Regions from separate parts of the Homo sapiens genome. Here regions 2 and 3 are each linked to region 1. Evidence: read pairs that join two places in POLR2A ChIA-PET (ENCODE). Cell type or tissue: MCF 10A. All regions are shown on one strand.

Region 1 (8,000 bases):
TATCTTACAACAGACACAAAAATCAACTTAAAATAGATTAAGATGTAAGTTAAGACCTGAAACCATGAAACTCCTAGAAGAAAACAGGGGGAAAGCTCCTTGGCATTGGCCTTGGCAATGACTTTTTTTTAAATATTACATCAAAACCTCAGGCAACAAAAGCAAAAATAAATAAGTGGGACTATATCAAATTAAAAATTTTCCACACAGCAAGGAAAACAATCAACAAAATGAAAAGAATAGAGCCTATGGATTGTGAGAGAATATTTGTGTACCATATATTAGTAATTGCTGTTTTTGCCATTACTTTTAATGGCATTAATGGCAGTTTCTGCCATTACTTTTAATGGCAAAAGCCACAATTCCTTTTGCACCAACATGATATTTGATACAGGGTTAATATACAAAATATATAGGAACTCACACAACTCAAAAGCAACAACAAGAACAGATAACCCAGTTAAAACATGGGCAAAGCACCTGAACAGACATTTCTCCAACGAAGACATAAAAATGGCCAGCAGGTGTATGAAAAGGTGCTCAGCATCACTAATTATCGGAGTAATGCAAATCAAAACCACAATGTGATATCACCTGACATCCATCAAGATGACTATTACCAAAAAGAAGAGATAACAAGTGTTGGACAGGGTGCGGAGAAAAGGGAACCCTTATACACTGTTGGTAGGAATATAAATCGGGACAGTCATTATGGAAAAAATTGCAGGGGGTTCTCAAAAAAACACTAAAAATAGAGCTACCTATCATATGACTCAGCAATCTCTGTGCTGGATATATGCCCAAAGGAAATTAAATCAGTACCTTACAGAGATACCTGCTCTCCCATGTTCATTGCAGTATTATTCACAATAGCCAAGATATTGAAGCAACCTAAGTGTCCATCAACTGACGGATGGATAAAGAAATTGTTCATCACAGGGATTTGGTAAAAGCAGTTTCCCTGTGTTAGCACAACTTATTGAGGGATTGTAAAGGTCAGCCAAAGGAAAGGATACAATCATGGTCTAACTCAGACCACAGACCAGTATGGCTTGAACATTTTCCTTAATCAGTATGCTTTTATGCACACACACACACACACATATGCACATATATATACATATAGTGGAATATTACACAGCCTTTAAAAAGTAGATATTGCCATTTTTGACAACATGGATGAACCTGGAGGACATTATGTTAAGTGAAACAAGCCAGCCACAGAAAGAAAAATACTGTGATTCATCTTATATGTGGAATCTAAAAAAGAAGTTAAATAAGTAGAAAAGAGACAGTAGAATGGCTGTTACTGGGGATGGGAGAGGGAGAAGTGGGGAGAGGTCAAAGGGTGCAAATGTAGGATAAATAAATCTAAAGGTATGGTGTACAGCATAGTTAATAATATTATATTGTATACTGGAAATTCGTGAAGAGAGTAGATTTTAGGTGTTCTTATCATACACACACAAAAAATAACTGCGAGATGATGAATATGTTAATTTGCTTGACTGTAGTAACGATTTCACTCTGTATATATATGTCAAAACATCATGTTGTATGCCTTAAATATAGACAATTTTGTTAAAAAGGGAAAAACTACCAATGAATAAAATGGAATTTTTAAAACACCATTTGTCTCTGTAGAGTTGAATCGCTGTAGGAGTTGATATTGACGTGACCCTTCTCTTTGTGAAGGCACATGGCACTTTGCACTGTGTCATGAATCCTTTTGGTTTGGTGGGGTGGGTACCCCCTACCTCTATTTATGTGATAAAAGCTAGGATTATACTGAAGGTCCCTTTACCTCAGTATAAAATTTGTTTTTGTTTTTTTCAATTGCCTAATCTAGGCTGCTTGGAAAAAGTTACATTGGTGCCGGGATTCAGCCCTTGCCTGGACAGAGGTGGCCGCTAGAGTCATCAGCATGGACACTGGCACCAGTGACTACATAGGTCCCAGGATCGTAGCCAGCCACCTCGGGTGCCTCCGGAGACCACTTGAGAAGTGCAGAGACTGTGGGCCAGCCCCTCATTCTTGTCTGAGACAGTGATGCCCTCCCCACTCAGTAATTATGCACAGCTAGCAGAGGTGGGAGCTGGGTTCTCCCACACCCTGCAGCAAATCGGAAATCCCAGGGTGAGGACAGGAGGATAGAATTGTTGTGCCAGCTCAGCACCCACTCCTCTTGTGTGCCCAGGCAGGCTGCTGAGATCCCCCAGCATTCTGGGCTGGGCAAGAACTCAGATTTCCACCTGAGGTTGGAGAAGCTTCAGAGTTCAGCCCCTGACCAGCAGAGTCCTGGGAGAGAGGGCAGTGCTAGCAGATAAAATCTCAGCCAATGGGGCTGTGCAGGTGGCCCCAAGGCCTCCAGCTCCACAGATAAGAATCAGAAGCACAGCCATCTCAATTAGAAAGCAATTTGAGTTATCACGCTAATTAAAGGGGTGTGCAGGCACAAGACCTGACTAGATCTAGATCCCTAACGTTAACAAAAATCAGATGGTTGAGAATAAGAATTTCACATAAATAGAAATGTGAAAGTACGATGTGCAACTGAGAAGTTGCCATGATTTTTTCTTTTCAGGCTGTTGGTAATTTTCATCATCAGATACATTATTTCTGATGGGGGAGGGGTGGGGGTGTGTGAATAGGGCCGCTGACTTTTTTGTTCATTTAAAATCAGTATAATTTGCTGAAGAAGGTTGAATGACTCCTACATTTTTTAAGGCAGCTCTGAAATGAATGGCTTCATTTAATCACAAAAGAAGGAATACCAGCAAGACCACCCAGGCCCCAGCTCCGGTTTTTCCTGAAGAATTTGGCCGCATCTCCCTTTTTGAAGGCAGAGTTTCATCTTGTAAGTATAAGATTCCTTTGTTTCTTTGATGATCCTAAAGCACTGGTGTCATCTGAGGGAAATGACCTTTTAGGTAACAACACCAGCCATCACTGGGGGCTTTCCGTGTAAGAGGACCACACTGAAGTCACAGGCTATGAAGCTGTCCTATAAGAGGCAGGTGAGGCTCCCTGGGCAGGTAACAGGTGGGGAAGAGGCATCCAGGCACATGTCGTGCTGTGGTTCACAAAAGGTGCGACCACCACTATCTACAAGAGGCTGACAAAAACTATTTTGCAAAAAGAGAACCATGACTGTTTGGATCTTGAAAAGTTTAAGGGTCCTCCTCCCCTCCCCAGGCGGCCATGAGCATCTGAGGCCGGCGCCTGTGGCAAGACGTAGCAATGAGCCACCAGGTCCCTAAGGTACTACGTTGCATTTCTCAATCTGACTTTGTTTAGTTTGGGGAAAACATTTTTTCGGTCCTGAAAAAAAAAATCACTGTGGTTTCTCTCCTACTCCCGCCCTCTGTAATCGCCACTTGCAAGAGTTTCACCATTTTCCCGGAAAACCAAAAAAATGAGGATGCTGGGCAGACATTCTTTGTTTCTTTTCTTCCATCTCCCTCTGCCCCAGGCCGTCTCGTCTGCCCACTCTCCCTACACCTCCTTCCTTCACGCTGGGCTCGCCTCTTTCTCCTTACCAGATTTCCTTTTCGGAATCCAGCTCAACCCTCACCTTGGTAAATAACGCCTCAGTAGACTTAGAGGTAGCCCGGGTCCTTCCGCCCATACGGTGCCAGCACACCCTTGGCCCCATCACAGGCTCAGGCTCAGCCAGCTGCGGGCAGTTCACTGCTTCCTCTCTGCAGCACCCCCTGGTCATCCTGCTTGATGTTTCCCTTCTCCCTGTGGGCACTTGTAGCTTATCAACTCACTCATCAACCAACAGCTCCTGAGCTCCCACTAAGGATCAATTGCACTGTGCAATATTATTTTGCACCCGCCCTTTTGGAAGCCTTCTAACGTCATTTCACATGCATAGGCACGCAGGCTTCTCTCCTCCACCACATGTTGTCAACTGACCTATTCCTGTCCTTTCTACTCCCTTTACCAGGGTGGTGTCAGGAGTGAGTAGCACATTAGTCAAAGCCCCTGGATTCTCTTAAACGGTTCTGCTACTGACTCACTATGTGAGTGTAGACAAGTCACTTCCCTTTCTCAGCCCTAACTTCCCCAGCCATAACATGCTCTCTGTAGTCTGGAAAGAACACAGCTAGAATGAATGGGATGTCCTCTATACACAGGGCAACTCCATAATTCATTGTCCAGCTTTCACTTTCGAGAACAGCAGGGGGTGTTTTCATGTGTATAACAGGACAGGCTTAAACAGGTTTGTACCTGGCAAACCCAGGGCGTACGGGGCATGCCAGTTTCTGGGATCTCAGGTAAAAATGGGGATAGGAGCAGGCATTCCTCAGCTTATCACCTCCTAGTTCACAGAGATAGAACATCAGCAGCTTGCTGTAGTCTGAGCTATTAGGTTTGCTCTAGGGAAGGAGGCAAGAAATTCAGTCTATCTTTCATACATTTCCAACCTGTGTGCAAAAACAATCAGACATAACTCTCCAACACCCACAGGGTGATCTGAGACATGGTGGGTAAAGATGAGCAAAACTGTTAGAGCAACAAAGAAGGCTCTTATCTGTGCATTATAAGTCCCAGCCTCAAACATGCCATGCCATGCCATGCCCCTCTGAAATTTAAACCACCCTGATACCAAGCACTTGCCTATTTCGGGTGTCTAAAATAACACCGGGCCAAGTCAATTAAGTTGGGCCCAGAGGAAGAGCTAACAGGACCCCAGCATGGCTCTAAGGGGTCTTAGTAACTTCTGAGAATTCAGAAGTGGAAGTGTTTGCATATAAGAGCTACATCTGGGCCTGCAGCTCTCAGGGCCCTTGACTTAATTCCTTCTGGGGAGGAATATCCAGGCAGGAATAGAGAATCAGGATGTAGCATGCAACCACGATGAGGAATCAGCAGAAACAGAGCCACCCTTGCTTGGCTCAGAAACCAGATACCAGGCGCTAGGCAGGAATTCGCCCCTGGGAAGCTGTTGCTTAATCCTCTAGTTCCTCAGGCTCCTGGCCTCCTTGACAAAGGCCAAGCCAAACAGGGATCCCAGGTGAGGCCAGGCTGCCCAGCCAGTGCCAGCTCATTCAGGATTAGACTAGGGCTGGGAGGAGCCCAGGCAAACCTTCAGGATGTCAGGCACTGAACAGAATCCCAGAGGTAGGCAAGTTGCTGCAGCTCCAATAATCCAGTGGAAAAGTGCTAATTTCCCAAAGGCCTTTCATCACAAGGCCCAAGTAGTCTTTGGCCTGAGTCTAGCTAGAACCACTGGGATCTGGGATGAAACTGAGCAATTGCAGGTCTTGCTGGCGAGTGAAGAGAGGTTTGGCTGCAACTGGGTCCCAGTTGACCGGGTCACAAGGATCAGCCAGTTTCTAGGTGCAGAGTTGGGATCCGCGGCCTTTGCCCCTAAGCAGCCCCACTGATACCTCCAAGGAACTGTTTTAGTATAAAAGGGAGGGGGAAGGGAAAAGTTTATTCCATTATCGAAGGTGGAGGGTAGGGAGAAGAAGAACAGGAGATGGTTGTCTGAGTGTATTTATTTTCTTCTAAAATGTAAACTGAACTGGAAATGCCTACAGAAACACACAGGCACTTTGATCATCAGCCCACTGGGTGGGCAACATGTCTAATCTCTGCTCTGCCCTGCACATTGCAGGCACTTTACAGCTGTATAACGACATCTCCACCGTGGTGGTGGCCACATTTATTGGCTTTGTGACATTCATCAGGGCTTCCTTCTTATTAAAAATGCATGGGCTGCAGCTATTTGGAAGGACACCAGATATATTCACTCTAGGTAGAAAATATTTCTCCTTTCTCCAGGAACCCAAATGAAGCACCCCAGATCTTGGGGAATACAGAGAAGTGAGTGGGCAGAGAGTCTGTGGTGGCAGAGGTGGGACACAGAGCCGAGCTGTCCCCAGGTTAGGTGTCTCAGATGAAGGAAGTCCCCCAGACCGCATTTCCTCCTGGAGTGATTCTGCCTTATTGACTGTGATGGTAAAGAACTGACTGTGTATTTTCCATTTATTTACTCCCATATATTCTCCACTTTAATGCAGGGAGGTAAGATTAGGGAGTTGGCCCATTTCGTCCCTTTGATTTCTTGTCACTCAGCCCCAAATGCAGAAGCTCAGTGGACTAGCTGCTCCCAGGGAATGACAAACAGCTTGAACATTTCAAGGGACTAAAAGTTGATGGTGGCAGGTGAGAGAGGCCAGTGGGGGAGGAAAGAACCGGTCCTGAGGAGGCTCCTCCTCAATTCTGTTCAGTTTTTAAAACTAGAGTTTTTTCCTCTTAGTTCCTTCCCTTGGCCTTGAGGCTGTCCCAGTAGACACAGGGAGGTTGGGGCAGGGCTGGAGCCCTGCGGATGCTCTGATGAGTGAGAATGAGTCACCCGCTCAGGCCTCTTTCTGCTTAAGCAGAGGTAAAGGTCCAGCTTTGTAATAGCCGGAGTGTGAGGATCCCTCGCACTGATCTGCCCACAATGGGCCGCCGGCAGGCCCAGAGACCCTCAAGTCTCATCCTCAGTGGTCTACCGAGCTGTGCACGGCCAGCTTCCCTGAATTCACTCCAAAGTCCCAGCCAAGCCCCCTCTATGTATTACAGGTAGTTAGGCATGAAAGGGGCAGAAGAGAGGTCTCTCCATCACCCACTAGAAATCTCGGGTGATGATTCGGCAATGATCGCATCGCTTCTCTAAAAATGACAATTCCACCGCACCAGAAGAGACCATTTCCTGATGGTCCGCACCTGTTAACATCAAACTGTTAATCGAATGCAGGCTCCAGGGAGAAGCAACTTCCTGGGCATGCGTGTTAAGAGACAAAAAATGATGACGTTTGATGACCACTCCACCAGAAAAGGGAAGAAAGCCTGAGGGGCCTGCGTGGACCTCCCTAAACACACTGCGCATGCTCCATTCCAAACGGTATGGCGAGCACTGCGCATGCGGGAAACCCACCCTGTAAGGGAAGAATCCTGGGAAAGAGGCAAGCCTATGAAGTCCCAGGATCAAGGTTAAAGACCCTCTTTTTTACTGTCTTCTTGTGCTCTCTTTTCTCTCTTGGACCTTCAGGCGCCTGCTTGGGTCTCTTTCAAGCGAATTTTGCTTTCTTTCCTGTTCTAAAGCCTTTTAACTAAACTTCCACTCCTGCTCTGAAACTTGCTCTCTTTTTCTGCCTTAACGCCCCTCAGTCGAATTCTTTCTTCTGAGGAGGCAAGGACTGAAGTTGCTGTGGACCCATAGGGATTCGCCATTGGTAACTCGGGGTAACTCGGCTCTCTTCCACTGCTGACGTATGTAGCAAGTCCTGTCTTCGGGTTGGCAGGCACCACGGCTGACACCACATGCGCAGAGAGAGGGGAAAGACCAAGAAGTGACTCATGACATCACCCTCGTCTCTGAAAGACAAGATGTTGGTCTCCTCAGGTGCCGTGCAGTCTTCAGTGTTGGCTGCAGCCACAGCCCCTGCAATGCAGACCAGGATGAGGGAAAGCCGCTGGAAGAGGCCTACAGCATTTTTTATTAGTAAATCCAGAGGACGTGTTATATAAAGTGTAAGACAACCACCATTGCATGCATTTATTCATTCACTCATTCAGTAAGGAATTTTCCATTTCTTTATAAATGAGTAAAAGGTACAGGCTGGGTGGCCTTGGCCAGTATCCCATTAATGAAAGACAGATTTGAATAAAAATGTGTAAGGTCTCAAATACCAGGTTACTTACTGCTTTAGATGGTATTCAGAGGGGAGCCATTGAAAGTTTATAATGAGAAGGAAAACAAACATGATTTTCTGGTTCCTAATACTTTCCCATGGACAGTAACTATTTGCCTACAGATTGAGCAAACCATGGTGTTCTGTAAGATGCCTGGATTGTTCTGAGCACCAGGACGCTGGCTGCAAGGTGCGGGGCCCTTCGTCCACCGGGGTCTGTCCTGGTTCCTGGGCGAGCTGTGGCAGGGTCTTTCTGGCAGTCCACCCAGTGCCCTGTGGCAGGCGATCAGGAAGCAGAGGCAGAGC
Region 2 (8,000 bases), 120 kb before region 1:
AACCACAGGAAAAACTTTCCCTAGAACACTGGATTTCAAGAGATGCCTATGCCCTTTCTAAGCTTGTAGACACTTTAAAGCAGTGCTGAAAACTGTGCCTGGCACTTAATGGGGACACAGTAAGCGCTCAGCAAATATGGAATATGCACAAGTAGCATCAGCTTTTGAAAATGCTCTTTGCTTTATAATGTCAGAAGAAGTCCAGGTGCAGTGGCTTGTACCCACAATCTCAGCAATTTGGGAGACCGAACTATTGGGATTGCTTGAGGCCAGGAGTTCAAGATCAGCTTGGGCAACATAGCAAGACCTTGTCCCTAAAAAAACCAAAAAAACAACAAAAAAAATTAGTCAGGTGTGGTGGCATGTACCTGTAGTCCCAGCTACTTGGGAGGCTGAAGCAAGAAGATTGTTTGAGCCCAGGAGTTGGAGGCTGCAGTGAGCTATGTTTGCACCACCACACTCCACTCTGGAGTGACACCCTGTCTCTAAAAAATAAACAATAAACAATTAATTAATTTTAAAATTAAAAAAATAAAATATCAGATGAAATGGTCAGTGTATTAAACACTTATCAATGGATTCGACCCTAAAGCTTAACTTTTAGTGATTCTTTCTAATATTAGCTTTATTAACCAAAGTGTGGGATTTTCCGGTTGCTCTTTTGACGGCTAGCTGATAGGATGAGGTAGGGGCAGGGACAGGAGAGAGTTGGGTGGGGGCAATGAAAGCCCTGGCCTGGCGGACATAGTTTCAGTCTGCTCTGCAGAAGTTAAAGTACGCCTGGGAAGACAAGGCAGATAACGTAGCACGCAACTGAGCTCATGAGTGGAGGAGAGAAAAGAGAAAATGTGTCTCTGTGGGTAACCCCTGGGGGAGCCCATTTTGCAGTAAATGCAGAAACAGTATTATTAAGTCAGGATGAGCGTAAGAAGGACTGCCAGAAATAGACCCCGCCCCCACCCCCCGCACCGCCCCAGGTCACTGCACCTGCCCAAACCTTGATTCTCTCCCTTGAAAAACAGGGACGATGATAGCACCTCCCTCAGCGGGCTGCTGTGGTGAGGATTCAGCAAGATAATCCACGAGGCTTCCAGGAGATGAAGGATGCTCAGTAAATATTTGTGATGATTATTCACAGAGATGAACCTAAAAGCTAAATGCCACGAGTGACTGGCTGGATGTTACAATGTCTGGGGAATGCTTCGCAGCCTGACCCTTATTCCAGAAAGTTCTGTGAGTATCCTCATGACCTCACTGAACGTCAGCGCCGACTGCTCTTACTTAACAGGGGAGAGCCACAGACTCTGCAGTGCGTGGCAGGCAGGGCCTGTCACTGTCTACTGTTGTCGCTGTGGCTGTAGCAGTGGAGGTGGCCGGGCCTTCTTTCCCACCTCCCCTTCTTCCCCATGGTCAGCCCCGCTCCCAGGCTCCGTCTGTGCCCCTGCAGCTCCCCAGCGGTGGCCTTTTTGTTCAGTGCTTCCTCGGCGGCTGGGACTCACCCTGATTTAAAAGCTCCAGACGTGTTCTCGGCAGCCCGGGAGCACAGGAGTCAAAGCAAGACCAGGAGCGGGTTGCTGAGAGGACGCCACGCTGACTGGGGATCGAGAGGGTGGCTTCCTTCAAACAGAGAAAGGAAAAAGCCCCTTGAACCAATCTGAATGTAAAATCCAAAAGCTATGGCCACCGCGAGGAAAACAACAGTCATGATGCGGGCCAGGAGGCCGTCGCCGTGGGAATGCAGTCGGCCCTGCGCATGTGGTGTCTGAGCAGGGCCCGAGACCTTCCAGGGAGGGGAGAAATACTTTTTGGCTGACTCTCCTGACTCTGTGTTTCCTACAATTCTACAACAAAGATCCAGGAACATGAGAAAAGGAAAATGAGAAAATGAGTCCTGTGATCCAAATTTAAGCCAAGAACAGGACAGGCAATGTGAGCCAAATAGAAATGAGGCCAAGAGTGCTTTCTTGGGGCCCCAGCTTTTTTTTTTCTTTTTTCGAATGCCCAAACCTGTTTAACTGCTTAGTGTGAACTCTAGTTCTGGGATACAGTTCACTATGGGAAAGGAAATTTAATTAGCACTGGCGACCTCACCTTCATTCTTAGGTCAATACAGTAAACTGGCATATGAATAGTGATTTCTACCAATTGATTCCTGAAGGAAAAGAGAGAGAAAAGGAGAGAGGAAGACACACACACCTACACACACACACACACACACACACACACACACACACAGAGACAGAGACAGAGAGAGACAATGAGGCACAGAGAAACAGGCAGAGACAGAGAGACAGAGAGACAGAGAGAGGGGAAGAGAGACAGAGAAACAGAGACAGAAAGAAAGAGACAGACAGAGAAAGAGAGACAGAGAGGCAGAGAGAGACAGAGAAGCAGAGACAGAAAGTCAGACAGAGAAAGAAAGAGAGGAGCAAGTGACATACTTTAAAAATTATTCTTGAGAGAGGTCAACCTGCATCAGCTGCAGAAATCAACAATCACTTGGCAGTGTCAGCTGTAATACATTCCCACATTGCATTCTGCACGGGCATTGACTATCTTGACCCACACTCTCTATATCATGTTCACAGTAACGTAAGTGGTCAGATTTCTACAATTAGGCCTTGCAAGATAATAATGACAAGCCGTATTCGTATATTGCTTTACTGTTTGCAAAGCAGTTGCATAATTATCATTACGTTTGGTTCCTCATGACTGTGCTGTGAGGAAGGCGTTCCTGTTCCCATTTTAGAAGTGAGGACACAAAGTTACAAGTGTCCAAGCCAGAACCTGATGCCAAATCCCATGACATTTCTGCCGTACTGGGCTCTGCCATGCCCTGGGAGGATGGCCACCTGCAAACACAACCTTTCTCCTAACAGAGAGAGAAACTGAGACGCAAGCTCGAGTAGCAACTTGATGGAATGGCACAGTGGGGACCACTAGCTCTTAGAATACGTCAATTTTGATTGGCTGAAATTGACAGGAGTATCTAAGACAAAAGATACTCCAGAAAATAAAGGGATCGGGGAGGGATGATGGAGAAGTGACCTTACGGTTATCATGAAAAGGGCTGTGTGTCAAGACAGCATTACACCTAGTGGGAATTGGAAGGATTTAGCTGTACTTTATGTCTCAGAATGTGCTAATGTGATTACCTCATATTAGCTATTATGTGTGCCCTATGAATAATGTCATCCCAGTGCTTCTGGAGAATAGGAGTGGAGCTGCAGGCCCTTCAAAACAATCCTAGGCAGAGTCTGAGTAATCCTGCACATCTGAATCACCAGCAAAAGACAAGTTTCAATTTGGATTCAGAAAATACATGATGCAAACCTTTCTCAGCCCTGGAAGGGAGGGAAGGCATGGGAAGAAGCAGGATTGGACTGGAAGGACTGGCTGTCTTTCCTGCGTGCTCTCCCTTTGACCTGCTTGGCACACCCTGCTTCCAAAATGGCCCATGTGGTTGACAGTCTGCAGGGATGTGAATAGAAACCCAAGACGTCGGGCTCGGTGCATCTCGAAGCAGGGCCGCAGTCTTAAGCACAAGACAGGCACATTCCGCTCACAGCATTTCTTTCTAGTCTGAGCAAAATCTTCCCACAAGGCCAAAATCCCAACGGCTGGACATGAACAGGGCGTATATGTTTTTCCCCTTCCAAGCTCTTTTGTTGCATTTTATTGTTTTTCCTACCTAGATATTAGGCTGTCTCCTTGATGCGAAACATCCTTCCTTTCTAGAATTTCCAGGAAGCACAATTGCCTCCCACATTTAGATTTAATGTAATTCAAACCAAAGTTTGAGGCTATTTCTCCTAATTCAGGAAAAGCTGTGAGCTTGGCAACCCAAATGGAAAAAGACAGAAAAAAAAAAGGATGGTAGTGGATTTGGGGGTGTTTTTCTCATTTTTGGTTGTGTGTGTGGCGTTTCATAAAGCGTATAGGAGAATTAAGCTCAAAAAGCAACTGCTTGGAGAGATAGAAACTCTTGTAATTCATGTTGTGCATAATGGATTTGGCAGGCCCAAGCACAGAAATTTCCAGAAGTGTTTGCGTGGCAGCAGTTCTTAGCCAATTCACATTTTTTAGCAGTTCTGGCCAGCTGCCCAGCCTGCAGAAAAAGTCTTGTATCTCCACAAGTTTGGCTGGCCTCACTGACGAGTTTCCAAACTGCATGGCAACATTGGATGAGCTGCTTTTCAAGTGCCAAAAAAACTCCTGCTACTTATATTGTTACTAAATACCAGATGTGCTTAATCAAGAGCGCGTGGGGCCAAACCTAGGGTAATCAAATAACCTATCATTAACATTTTCTAAAAACAAAAAATGCAATTGGAACACCAGATTACTGTTTTTCTTTGTTTGCTTTTACGCCCTATTACTGGAACCCCTAGGGTGATATGAACAGGACACGGGTGGGGAGGCCGGCTCTGAAGACGCTGTTTACAATCACAACCCTGCACATCTGAAATATGTGTGAGAAAGTCAAGGCCTGCACAGATTTCCTCTGGGCTCCTCACAAGGACCCTGGCCCCTGGCGACTCCCGCCCTTCAGGGGAGGGGCCCTGCAGGCAGAGGCTCACACCGCACTGAAAAACACTGGAAGTTTGAGGTGCACTGGAGTTTGACCTTGAAAGAGGGAAATGCAGAAAGAGACAGCAGGGCAGCTTTGGGGACTTGGCAAATTAGCAAATGTGCAAGAGTTGGAAGCTGCTGCTGCTGCTGCTGCTCGAAAAATACACAGAGATTCTGAAAGGCTGTAAGAGACAAGAGGATGCTGTGTGGCTTTGTTGGCGGCCCCAACTGGGCTCCGACTGGTAGATCTTGAAGTATTTCTTAATACAAAAATCTCCAATTCTATTTGGGTCCCTCTCATTGCTGTAATATAGATATTTTGTAAGTTTTCCGGGAATCCGATGGGAAAATAAATGTGGCTGGCAGATTCTCCCCCTTGCTCCATTCAAGGTCATTCCTGCTGTCTGGGCCTCCAGGGACCTGCTTCTCCAAACCTCTGTGCCTCCCACCTCTCTAATCCCCTCTCCCCCAGACTCACAGTTCTAAAGAGATGAAAAGGACATCTTTCTTACCCCAGGGTTGCTGGGTGACCCTGATAGATAATGTGTGTTGGGGTGATTCGAGAGCGAGAGGGAATATTGCAAAATGAAATTCTATAGAAGGAGATGGAACCTGCAATAAGAAATTTCAGAGTTAATGACTCTTCTGAAACTGTTTGTTATCTGCTTTAAGACAACCGTGTAAATAAAGGAATAAGAGACTCAACACTTCGAGAGTTGTTTTAAGAAACCTATTGCTAAAAATGTGTTATAATCCCACTGTACCTCGGATGCCATTGTGCCAAGCCAGACTCAGAGAGAGAAGATTTAGTGTTTCTCTGTTGCGTGGAGCCACTGGGGGGCTAAACTATGAGCTTGCTCTAATTAGCAAGGACATGCCTTGAAAATGTGTGATTTCAGCAGATGTGAATAGTAAAGTAATGCGGGGCTGGTATCTACCACATCTTTTGAACTTATCTTCCTAACTATAGTCATGGGTTTTACACATCGGATGCATTCCTGAAAAATCGGGTGTGAATCCGTATACAAAGTGGGATTATGTTTGAAATGTTCTGGGGATGCTCTGGACTTAGAGGAAACATGTATCAGTGAAAAAGTCACAGGGAAAGTCATACCCATCCCCGATTCCTCTTTGTTGGGTTTGGACGGGCCCTCAAGCCCTGGCGGAGGTTAGCATAAGCTGCCCCTCACTTTCACTGCTGGGCCATTGAAAGGAAAGGGCTGGTCCCCGAGAAGGGTCAAGGCAGGGCTATTTTGTTCTCCAGCAGCAAAGCAAAGAATGCTGGAGGAAACCACCCAAGCGACAAGCTCTGCAGAGGGCAACTGGAGGCTGAGTCTAAAAACAAAAGTGGAGGAGCCCATCTCCTTGGAGCTGTTTATATTACATAACTCAAATAAACACAGCAGTTCAGGAACAGTTCCCTTGGCGAGGGCCAGGACCATGAGAGGCCGACAAAGGGCGTCTCCTTCAGCCACCCTGGTCAGAAATGGCTTCTTTAAAACAACAATAATAACAATACACAGGGACTTGCCAGTCCAATTCAGCAGGGTGTCTTGAATACATCAGAGAGGAGTCGCTCTAATTAGGCCTTGTAAGGTCCCTTTATTTTCTCTAGCTAAGGAAATAAATCCTAATCAGAGAGCCCAGAAAGAAGCAAAACTGACACAGGAATGGCTATTCTCATGTGCAGAGTAGGGAAAGGAAGCCCTTCCAGTGGGTTTTCTCAGCACTCGAGAGCCGCTGTGAAGCTGGGCCAGTGCGACGACTGCTTCTTGGGCAATCGAGTAGTGGCTGGCTTTCTGTGACTTCAGCTCCTCTTCAGTTCAGAGCGATGCAGGGGCCGCCAGCCTTCTGGGAAGCATTGGGCAGTTTACATGGAGTCTGTGTGAAGAATAATAATTTAAAACAAACAAACAAACAAACAAACAAAAATGGTTACTAACTCAGTAAATGACCTCAGGCCTGCAGGCCCAAAGTCTGAACAAAATCAATCTTGAATTGAGAGCAAGGCAAGAACCTACTGAAACCTTTTTCATCAGTGCCCCTAAGTCTCCAGGGACAGCAACCCCTATCATATACCAGGGGCCGAGAATAGAAATAAAAATTGTGAACACAATCCTGAGCATGGGCTGATGGTACTAGCTGCCAACAACTGCCCCATTAGTAGGCTATGGGTACGTGCTAGGGAACATTTTCTCTACGAGGCTTGCATTTAAAAATATATCTTTCTTCAAAGCTGGCCCGGGGAGTGGATGGCGAGGAAGAAGCCTTCTTTCTCCGTGCTTATTGGGCGCTAATTCATCCTGTGATTTGCTGCGGATAGCTTACTTCTCTGAGCCTGCGTTTGCTGTGTGAGAATGACTGAGATCCTGTCTTTCAGCCAGTTAATGTTTTAGACAATTCCTGGATGAAAGCCACGCTCCAGAATTCGTCCCCCGCAGTGTGTTTCCTGGGTGCCCATGGGGCCAAGGAGGACAGAGGACGGTAGCTAAGGGTAACCCTCACTACTAAAGGCTCTCACCTCTTCTTCCTCCTTGGATGTGTCCCTGAAGACATTTGTCTCTTGGTTTCTTTATTCTCAAAAGGAGGACAATTCCTACCCGCTCCCTAAGAATGTTTAGGAGTAATAGCTAACAGAAGTTATTTAAAAGTACCTGGCAAATAACATTCAGGACCAGGTGCTGAATGATCCCCTTCCTCACACCACCCTACCTAATGCATTACCTATGTGCTCCCCTTTCAAATGCATTGCTGACAGACTGCCCTATGGGGTGTAAGGCTATTCTGTACAGAAGAGGTCTCTCGGGCTCCTCCAGAGAAGTTTGCTTTGCAGGAACCGCTGAAATCCTTACATGTCCAAACGCATGTTCTGGGTAGAAAAAAACAGGTGATGAGCTGTAAGGTAGAAGGCTGCCAGGATCCACCCATGGGCACCCAGGGTTTGGCACCCCTCTTTCCAGGGGGAAGCAAAAGTGAACCAATCAACACGACGAGGTCAAGTTCAAGTCTGCCTCAGTAAAACCCTGGGGACTTTCTTCTTGAAAAACAACTGGGACAGTGTGACAGCTGTTTAAGGATGCCAAAGAAAAGGGTCCCCGGGGAAACCTCCCCAAGGGCTACTCTGCTTGCAGGAGTCTGTGATAAGTGACAAAAAAAAGACAGACAGTGAGAATAGGGCAAGCCAGGCCCAGGTGAATGCTCTGATTAGCTAGTGATCGGAGTGCCACAAAGATGTAAGATCTAGCAGTGACGACAATCATGATAATAACTACATTGATTATTATGGTTGTCATTGAGGCCTGTTAAACAATAGACTGCCTTTTAGCTGTGGCCCCTCTAAGAACATTTTACCCAGAAAAGTGTACCACATTGCAATCCTCACAGCCCCTTCCGTGGCTTCATTTGGTATGCTTACAAATGAAACACAA
Region 3 (8,000 bases), 420 kb after region 1:
GAGTCCAGGAGTTCAAGACCAACCTGGGCAATATAGTGAGACCCCACGTCTACAAAAAAAAAAATTGAGACAGGGTCTTACTCTGTTGCCAGGCTGGAATGCAGTGGTACGATCTCAGCTCATTGCAGACTCAATCTCCTGGGCTCAAGTGATCCTCCCACCTCAGCCTCCACAGTGGCTGGCACTGCAGGTTCACACTACCACGTCCAGCTAATTGTTGTATTAAAACAATTTTTTTAAATTAGCCAAGCATGGTGATGCACACCTGTAGTCTTAGTTACTCAGGAGGCTGAAGCAGGAGGATCACTTAAGTCCAGAAGTTTGAGGCTGCAGTGAGCTATGATTGTGCCACTGCACTCCAGCCTGAGCGACAGAGCAAGACTCTGACTCTAAAATAAATAAATAAATCAGAATAGAAAAGTGTGGAGGATGTAATGGTGAACCAAAGCTGGCATGATTCCATCTCCCACATAACTTACCTTTCAGTAAGAGAAGACATCAGAAGCAAGCAAGCGAATAAATAAGCCAGATAGGTTCTGTGAATAAGAAGGGCCTCGGAGAACATCAAGACTGGGAGAGGGGCTTAGTCCTCTCTGAGGAAGGGACGCAGGCCTTAGGGATGAAGGGCAAGCACATTTCAAGCTCGGTCCCCTGAGGAGGGGAGCCCAAAAGGAAGCCGTGATGGGGGGTTCGAGCTGCCGGTGTGAAATGGAAGGCTCAGCCAGACGAGGCATGTCCTCGCTCATCAGACACAGGCACGCTCTGGCCCAGAGCAGGATGGCCTCGGGCCTGGCCTCCACCCATGGGGCTTCCTCCTCTGAGGCAGAGAACTTTGAAAAGAAGTCACCCACGTGGCTTGCTTCTAACTCTCCCAGAAAGGCAGCAAATGTGGCTTGTTATACTAGGGAGAGAGGCCGTCTCGGTGAGGACACTCTGGTGGCTCACGATTGGCCTGATTTCCTCAGATGACGCTGGATGGTCAGAGGCCGCTGACCCTCCAGTCCCTGTCCCCTAGGGACCCCGGCCAGCGTCAGTGGCCGGTCAGCTCCTGCCAACGCCTCCTGGAAACTGCACCGTTGCCCCACTCGTGGGTAAGACCCCATGTAGTCCTTGAGCTCTTTTTCTCAGGAGGGGCTGATGCATGCACGGCCAGGGCCCTGGGCCTGGCTGCCCAGCTCATCCTCGCTTCCAGAAACTCCCCTTCTCCCTGCTGCATGGGACTGGTGCCAGGCTGCATCGTGGTTTGGCTTGGGAGCAGCGTGCCTCCCTCCTGAACGTCGCAGCTCCGTGTGCTTCCCGAGGTGACGAATGACCTTGATTCACATTGGTGAAGTAATGGCTTTCCTCCTCAACCTTCTCATCCATTAGTCACGTTGCAACACGGCCCTGCATGGCACAGAATGCATTCCCAGGAGCCAGCTCAGGGAATTGCAAACACCTGCCAGGCTCGGCTTACCAAACTCACAGTCACACAGTCAGCCCAGGTGCCCGGAACTGCCTTGGCCCGCTGCCACCAAAGGCCCCACAGCAGGGACTTGGGAAAGTCTGAGAGCAAAGGCCAAGGACTGGAGCTTAGGTCCAGGTCTCCCCTTGCTCCGTAACTTTGGGCAAATGACTTAACCTCTCTTAGCTTCTGCATCTATACATCGCCAATAACGCTACGAGCACTGGGGAAAAGCAAATGAGAAAGTGGCTGCAGAAGTATTTTGTAAGCTGTTATAAAGCACCAGACAAATGACAGTGGTTCAGTCCCATGGAAAAACTGGTCACAATGGGTGACCGCTGGGTCATTACCCAAGGAGTTTTTTGTTTGTTTGTTTGTTTGTTTGTTTGTTTCTTGAGACAGGGTCTTGCTCTGTCACCCAGGCTGGAGTGCAGTGGCACAATCACGGTTCACTGAAGCCTCAACCTCCTGGGCTCAGGTGATCCTCCCACCTCAGCCTCCTGAGGAGCTGGGACTGCAGGTGCATACCACCACACCTGGCTAATAATTTTATTTTTTGTACTTGATCTTAGCTAAAAGGCTGAGAAGTGATATAATTTTATCTTTTGTAGAGATGGGGTCTTACTGTGCTGCCCAGGCTGGTCTCAAATGGCTGGGCTCAAGGGATCCTCCTGCCTCAACCTTCCAAAGTGCTGGGATCACAGGCATAAGTCACCAAGCCCAGACACCTAAAGATGGCTCATTTCTATGAGGAATAGAAATGATGTCCCTGAATCCATTTCTGGGACATGGAAAGACATAACACAATGTTTCTAGTACAGGTTGAATATGCTTCTCATTTAAATACCTAGGGGGCTAGGCACAGTGGCTCATGCCTGTAATCCCAGCAATTTGGGAGGCCCAGGCAGGAGGATCACTTGGGGCCAGGAGTTCAAGACCAGCCTGGGCAACAGGGCAAAACCCTGTCTCTACTAAAAATACAAAAATTAGCCGGGCGTAGTGGCGCATATCTGTAATCCCAGCTACTCAGGTGGTTGAGGCACAAGAATCACTTGAACCCAGGAGATGGCGGTTGCAGTGAGTCGAGATCACACCACTGCACTCCAGCCTGGGTAACGGTGCAAGACTCCATCTCAAAAAATAATAAACAGCTTGGGAATCACAGTGTTTTGGAGTTTGCATTTTTTTGGATTTTGGAATATTTGCATAATATGCTTATCAGTTGAGCATCCCAAATCCAAAAATCCAAAATCCGTAATGCTCCAATGAACATTTCCTCTGAACATCAGGCTGATGCTCAAAAAGTTTCAATTTCTGGAGGATTTCGGGTTTTTGGTTTGGAATGCTCAACCTATATATCAGTAACTAAACTTCCTGTGTAAAATCTGAGAAACAAACCCCATGCCACATTGCAAAGCATTGTAATAAGATGCCAAGAAATATCTATAGGTGTATGTATAGTACAACCTCTGCCCCAAAATCATTGCTTGGAGACTTGGGATTGGAACCTACATTGCATTAATGGCTATTATTTGAGCCTGCAATGAGATACAGTAGGTGGGTTCAACAGTGGACTCAGATGCCTGTAATCCCAGCTACTCGGGAGGCTGAGGCAGGAGAATCGCTTGAACCCAAGAGGCGGAGGTTGCCGTGAGCTGAGATCGTGCTACTGCACTCCAGCCTGGGTGACAGAGTGAGACTCTGTCTTAAAAAAACAAAAACAAAAACAGTGGGCACCATCTTCCCAAGAAATCCTGAATTATGTATCACCTCCCCTAGCATCCAGAATCACACACGGCCCCACAACCCACAAGGTCCTCCCTACAGGACCACACCCCTGCTCACCACCCTCACATCCTCTCTTGCTACCATCCAAGAGCAGCGTCCTCCCCCAAGCTTTGGACAGGCCACCCTCATTCCCCTCTCAGGGCTTTTCCGCAGTTGTTTCCTCCCGCTGGAATGCTGGTCCTCTGGTCTGGGTCCTTCTGCCCTTTGCGGAGCTGCTCGTGCAGACACCTTCTCTGATTCCCTATCTAAAATTTTTGCTCAGCCAGGCACAGTGGTTCATATCTGTAATCCCAGCACTTTGGGAGGCTCAGGTGGGAGGATCCTTTGAGCCCAGGAGTTCCCAGCTTGGGCAACACAGCAAAACCCCATCTCTACAAAAATATTTTTAAAAATTAGCCAGGCATGGTGGTGCACACCTGTAGTCCCAGCTATTCAGGAAGTTGAGCCAGGAGGATCACTTGAGCCCAGGAGTCTGAGGCTGCAGTGAGCTATGATCACACCACTGCACTCCAGCCTAGGAGACAGAGTGAGACCCTGTCTCAAAAAATAAAATAGCCAGGAGCAGTGGTTCACACCTGTAATCCTAACACTTTGGGAGACCAAGGGGGGTGGATCACCTGAGGTGAGGAGTCCAAGACCTGCCTGAGCAACATGGTGAAACCCCGTCTCTACTAAAAATACATTAGCCAGGCATGGTGGTGGGCGCCTATAATCCCAGCTACTCAAGAGGCTGAGGCAGGAGAATTGCTGAACCTGGGAGGTAGAGGTTGCAGTGAGCCGAAATCATGCCACTGCACTCCAGCCTGGGCAACAGAGTGAGACTCCATCTCAAAAATAAAATAAAATAAAATAAAATAAAATAAAATAAAATAAAATAAAATAAAATAAAATAAAATAAAAAAGTTGTTCCTCCTCTCCTACCCTCCCCTCTAGCCAATCTCTGTCCCATTATGCATTTTTAGTGTCCTTATAGCATGTCACTCTCTGAAATGATTTCTTCTTAATTTTATGTATTGACTGTCTCCTATGTCTCCTATGAACACCATAAAGGCGGGGCCACATCCCCCTCATTTACCACTGGAATGGAACAATTCCTGGGCCAGAACAGGGTGCTTAAAAAGCATCTGTTGACCCCCTCCAAGAGTCCAGTAACTTCAAGCAAGCTGAGCAGGAGAGCACCAACACCTCTCGAGTTGCCAATGGCCAGTTTCAACACCTCAGACAGTGGGGCCCACGGCCGAGCTCCTGCCATTGCATCTGAGGCCTCCAGTGCTAAGGGAGAAGCCCTGGGCCTCTTCCACTTTTGGCCTCCTTCTCTGCTGGAGCTGCACCAATTTCCACAGGAGTTGGTGACGGGGCACGAGTTGGCCCCGGTGCTCCACACCCAGAGCCCTGGGCAGGAGAGCACCTTCTCCCTTTCTTGGCCTCACCACCAGGACCGGCAAGCTTTTCAATTCCCCCATCTGCAAGACAGGGACAAAGAATGCTTTGTCACCCCACCTACTTCTCACGGGTGTTATGAAACAACTATTTGCTCGGAAAACACTTTGAGCAACTTGGGGAAAGGTGCCCGGGGCTCAGATGACGCCTGTTGCATTTGATCCAGGCCAAGGAAGGACTGTGCCAACTAGTCATCCGGTCACCGCCGCACCCCCCGGAGGAGCAGGAGGCACAGCAGCTTCTCCTGTGTCTCCAAGCCTGTGTCACAAAGCCCGTTGGCCGTGCCGTGGTCCCAGAATCTACCCACAAGGTGTGTGTGTGTTCCTGCCATTGGCCGTGCCGTGGTCCCAGAATCTTCCCACAAGCTGTGTGTGTGTTCCTGGGGCTGCCTGAGCCACTGGTTTCAGCAGAATCTGAGCTCTCTATGGGCCTGGACAGTGGCCTCCAAACACCCAGCCTACCCTTAGCCAAGAAGAAGGGCCGAGGGTCACCTGGGGATAACATACCTGAGCTCCTGCCCTGCCGGGCGGGGCTGAGATTTTGCTGCCAGCATCGCAGGCAGGGAGCTGGGAACAAAGGCAAGTAGTCTTGGCTCCCCAGCCTCGGGAGGGCAGATCGTAACCTGCAAGCAGGCAGGTGCCTCCTGAGCCGACAGCAGTGGCAGCAGCCACCTCGTTACTATGACAACCATACTTGGCCACCATCACTCTGTCTCCAAGAGGGGCCAGCCCCAACCTTGACCACACAGGGTCACCCAGGGCTGCCCAAGGTGGAGAATGGAGAAGAACCCAGGCGAAGGCAGGCCAAGGGCCGATGGACACACCTCCCCTTTAGTCAACAGCTCAATCTAAGCTTCAGACTGGACATTCGACTCAAAGGTGGGACAGGCCTCTCTCTCTCTCTGCAGCATTCACCCCAGGCTGCTGCTTCAAGATAAACCCCTCTCCCTGCAGGTGACTTCAGCAAGGCCTTTAGCAGACAGTGAACAGCAGACAGCATGCATGTTTAATTATAACTCTCTTGCATAGGCAGGGCTGGCTATATACAGTATGTCTGCCTGTTACTAATTATATTTACTTTCAAACGAAGTGGGGGAGATCTTCTGAAGATGAGTCAGAAAACAAAAAAGCCCTTCGTTGTTATGAAAGCAGGGGAACGTCTCCTGAGAGCGTCTGAGCAGCACTGTCACTGCCTGACAATGGAAAACCTGAGCGCCAAGGCAGCCAACCCAGTAAACACTGCACGCTGGCTTTCCTGGCCCAGCGTCCCTTCGAGCCAGTGCCTGAACTGCATACCAAACCACAATCAATAGGAAAGGCGTTCTCCCTCCCGGACAGAGTGGCATTTAGAGCCTGGCTGGCTCTTCCTGCAAAGACAGGGCGACTCGGCGATCTGCTGTCACCTTAATTGGGAGGCAGCGTTCCAGTTGAAACACAGCAAAGGTTTTTTCCCTCATCAAAGGAGAAGCATTCTGACCAGATGGCTGAATTGAAAAGGCTTCATCCTCAGCCTCCACACAGCCAACGGTGTTATTAATAACAACACTGCGAATGCCACAAATCACATGCGAACACCTAGAAACCCAAAATAGTCACCACACGCAGAGCAGTTGTCCGCGCCTTGGCGGCGATTAGGTCATTGTACTAATTTCAGCTGGACGCAGCCTCACACACATATGTGGACTCACATCCGTGTCTGTCTGTGTGTTTGAGGTCTGCAAGGGTGAGGTGCCCGCGGTTGTTTGAGGGGAACTGGTCCCCAGGCCCCACTCAGCCATCAGCTGCCTCTTCTGAGAAGACTGCGTGGGCAGCCCTGCCTCCTCTCCACACAGACGCCAGAGTAAGCCCAGCCGAGGGTGACACATCCGCCCAGGAGAGCCATGCAAACTCATACTGTTCAGAATGGGTTTTCCAATCGTTTTCTAAACAGTCACACTTGTTTTGTTTGCTTTCTTCCAGGAAGGCTGCACTGTTTTGGAAAAGTAGGGGGAGGACATTTTTTTAAATGAGTTCACTTCCTGAGTCTTTAAAATATTTCCCTGTAGACAGAGTATTGGGAAGCTGTGGCCAGAGGACAGAGCGGTCTCAGGTGGGCGGCACCCGGAGTATGAGGATCAGAGCGTGTCCCCCCACGCGCACTCTTCACAAGCCGGGGAACTGGAGTTGGCAACGAGACAGCAAGGAAGGAGCTGGGAGAGCATCCCTTCCCAAACCCCCATCCCACTTCCCACCACCCTCCAAGAAAATGTTTCTAAAGCCAGGTTGGAATTTGGAATGGGTTTTCCTGTTTGTCCGGGCAAGGTTGAATTGTGAAATCACATTATTCAAAAGAGAAGAGAAACAGTAGATATGAGAGACTAGTCACTGGAGATTTTATTAGGAAGGAATCATGAGGGTAGCCAGCATGAGTCAAAGTGCATTATTTTACCCGTTACTCGTGGTCGCCCTATGAAGCAAATGGTGGTGAGCCTATTTCACAGGTAAGGCCCCGAGAGGTGAGGTGGCAATCCCAGGGGCCCTCTACCCACTCCCACAGACTAAGTCGGCTTCCCTGCTGGACACCTTAGCAATCTGCACCATTCCTTCATTGCTGGAGTCATCACTGGAAGTGAAAGTTATTTGCAGGGTGAGTTGGCCTATGTCTGTCACTCCCCACTAGAATGAAAACTCCATGAAGACGGGGCTTGTCTTGCTCACCAAAGTACGCAGACTGGGCACAGTGCCGTGAGCACAGTAGCTTTGAAATATGTATTTATTGAAGAGATTAAAAAAAAAAAGCCAGGCATGGTGGCTCACACCTGTAATCCCAGCACTTTGGGAGGCCGAGGCAGGTGGATTACTTGAGATCAGGAGTTCGAGACCAGCCTGGCCAACATGGCAAAACTCCATCTCTACTAAAAATATATACATATATATATATATATATGCACAGTGGCGAGCACCTGTAATCCCAGCTACTTGGGAGGCTGAGGCAGAAGAATCACTTGAACCCGAGAGGCGGAGTTTGCAGTGAGCCGAGACCACGCAACCGCTCTCCAGCCTGGGCAACAGATCGAGACTCCATCTAAAACAACAACGACAACAAAAACAACGACAACAAAACCCTCTTGTTCTAAAGGAAGAAAGAAGGCCCAAAAAGAGAAACATGGCAACGCCGAGCATGCCAGCAGAAACATAACATGACCCACTTCAAAACCAGTGCCACAAACCCTTCCAAATTCACAAAACACTGGGGCCTGGAGGGCCTGGTACCTGGGCAGTGAATAGGCCTTTCCACTTCCTATCGAGGCACTGGACGGTATGCATAGGGAGTGTCCCCCCACATGCAG

What was found. ChIA-PET counts read pairs that join two places held together with the same protein. Peaks named below come from ENCODE experiments on the same cell type or tissue, not always from the same donor. Only the 100,000 strongest peaks of a DNase experiment are listed, where the experiment ranks them.
Region 2: POLR2A ChIA-PET joins it to region 1 with 27 read pairs; 2 of 35 experiments call an interaction of 5 or more read pairs at or near these places.
Region 3: POLR2A ChIA-PET joins it to region 1 with 20 read pairs; 4 of 35 experiments call an interaction of 5 or more read pairs at or near these places.

The regions. Positions count from the first base shown.
Region 1 is chr1:234,653,377-234,661,376 of GRCh38, forward strand. It overlaps LOC101927787 (a long non-coding RNA gene), which reads left to right. Exons shown (of 4, transcript NR_125944.1): 2 at 1,850-2,088; 3 at 2,732-2,857; 4 at 6,758-7,548. It overlaps LOC124904554 (a long non-coding RNA gene), which reads right to left and starts at 3,821. Exons shown (of 2, transcript XR_007066950.1): 1 at 3,575-3,821. RefSeq lists an enhancer at 3,197-4,396. In MCF 10A, no CTCF peak of the experiment used is centred here; DNase peaks (open chromatin) are centred at 3,955, 4,995 and 6,345.
Region 2 is chr1:234,530,029-234,538,028 of GRCh38, forward strand. It overlaps LINC01354 (long intergenic non-protein coding RNA 1354), which reads right to left and starts at 1,751. Exons shown (of 3, transcript NR_038426.1): 1 at 1,500-1,751; 2 at 998-1,153; 3 at 1-314. RefSeq lists a silencer at 5,755-6,049. In MCF 10A, no CTCF peak of the experiment used is centred here; DNase peaks (open chromatin) are centred at 2,743, 3,303, 4,123 and 5,973.
Region 3 is chr1:235,068,925-235,076,924 of GRCh38, forward strand. It overlaps LINC01348 (long intergenic non-protein coding RNA 1348), which reads right to left and starts at 894. Exons shown (of 4, transcript NR_027454.2): 1 at 480-894. RefSeq lists an enhancer at 6,347-6,596. In MCF 10A, no CTCF peak of the experiment used is centred here; DNase peaks (open chromatin) are centred at 1,387, 4,757, 5,817, 6,597 and 2 weaker places.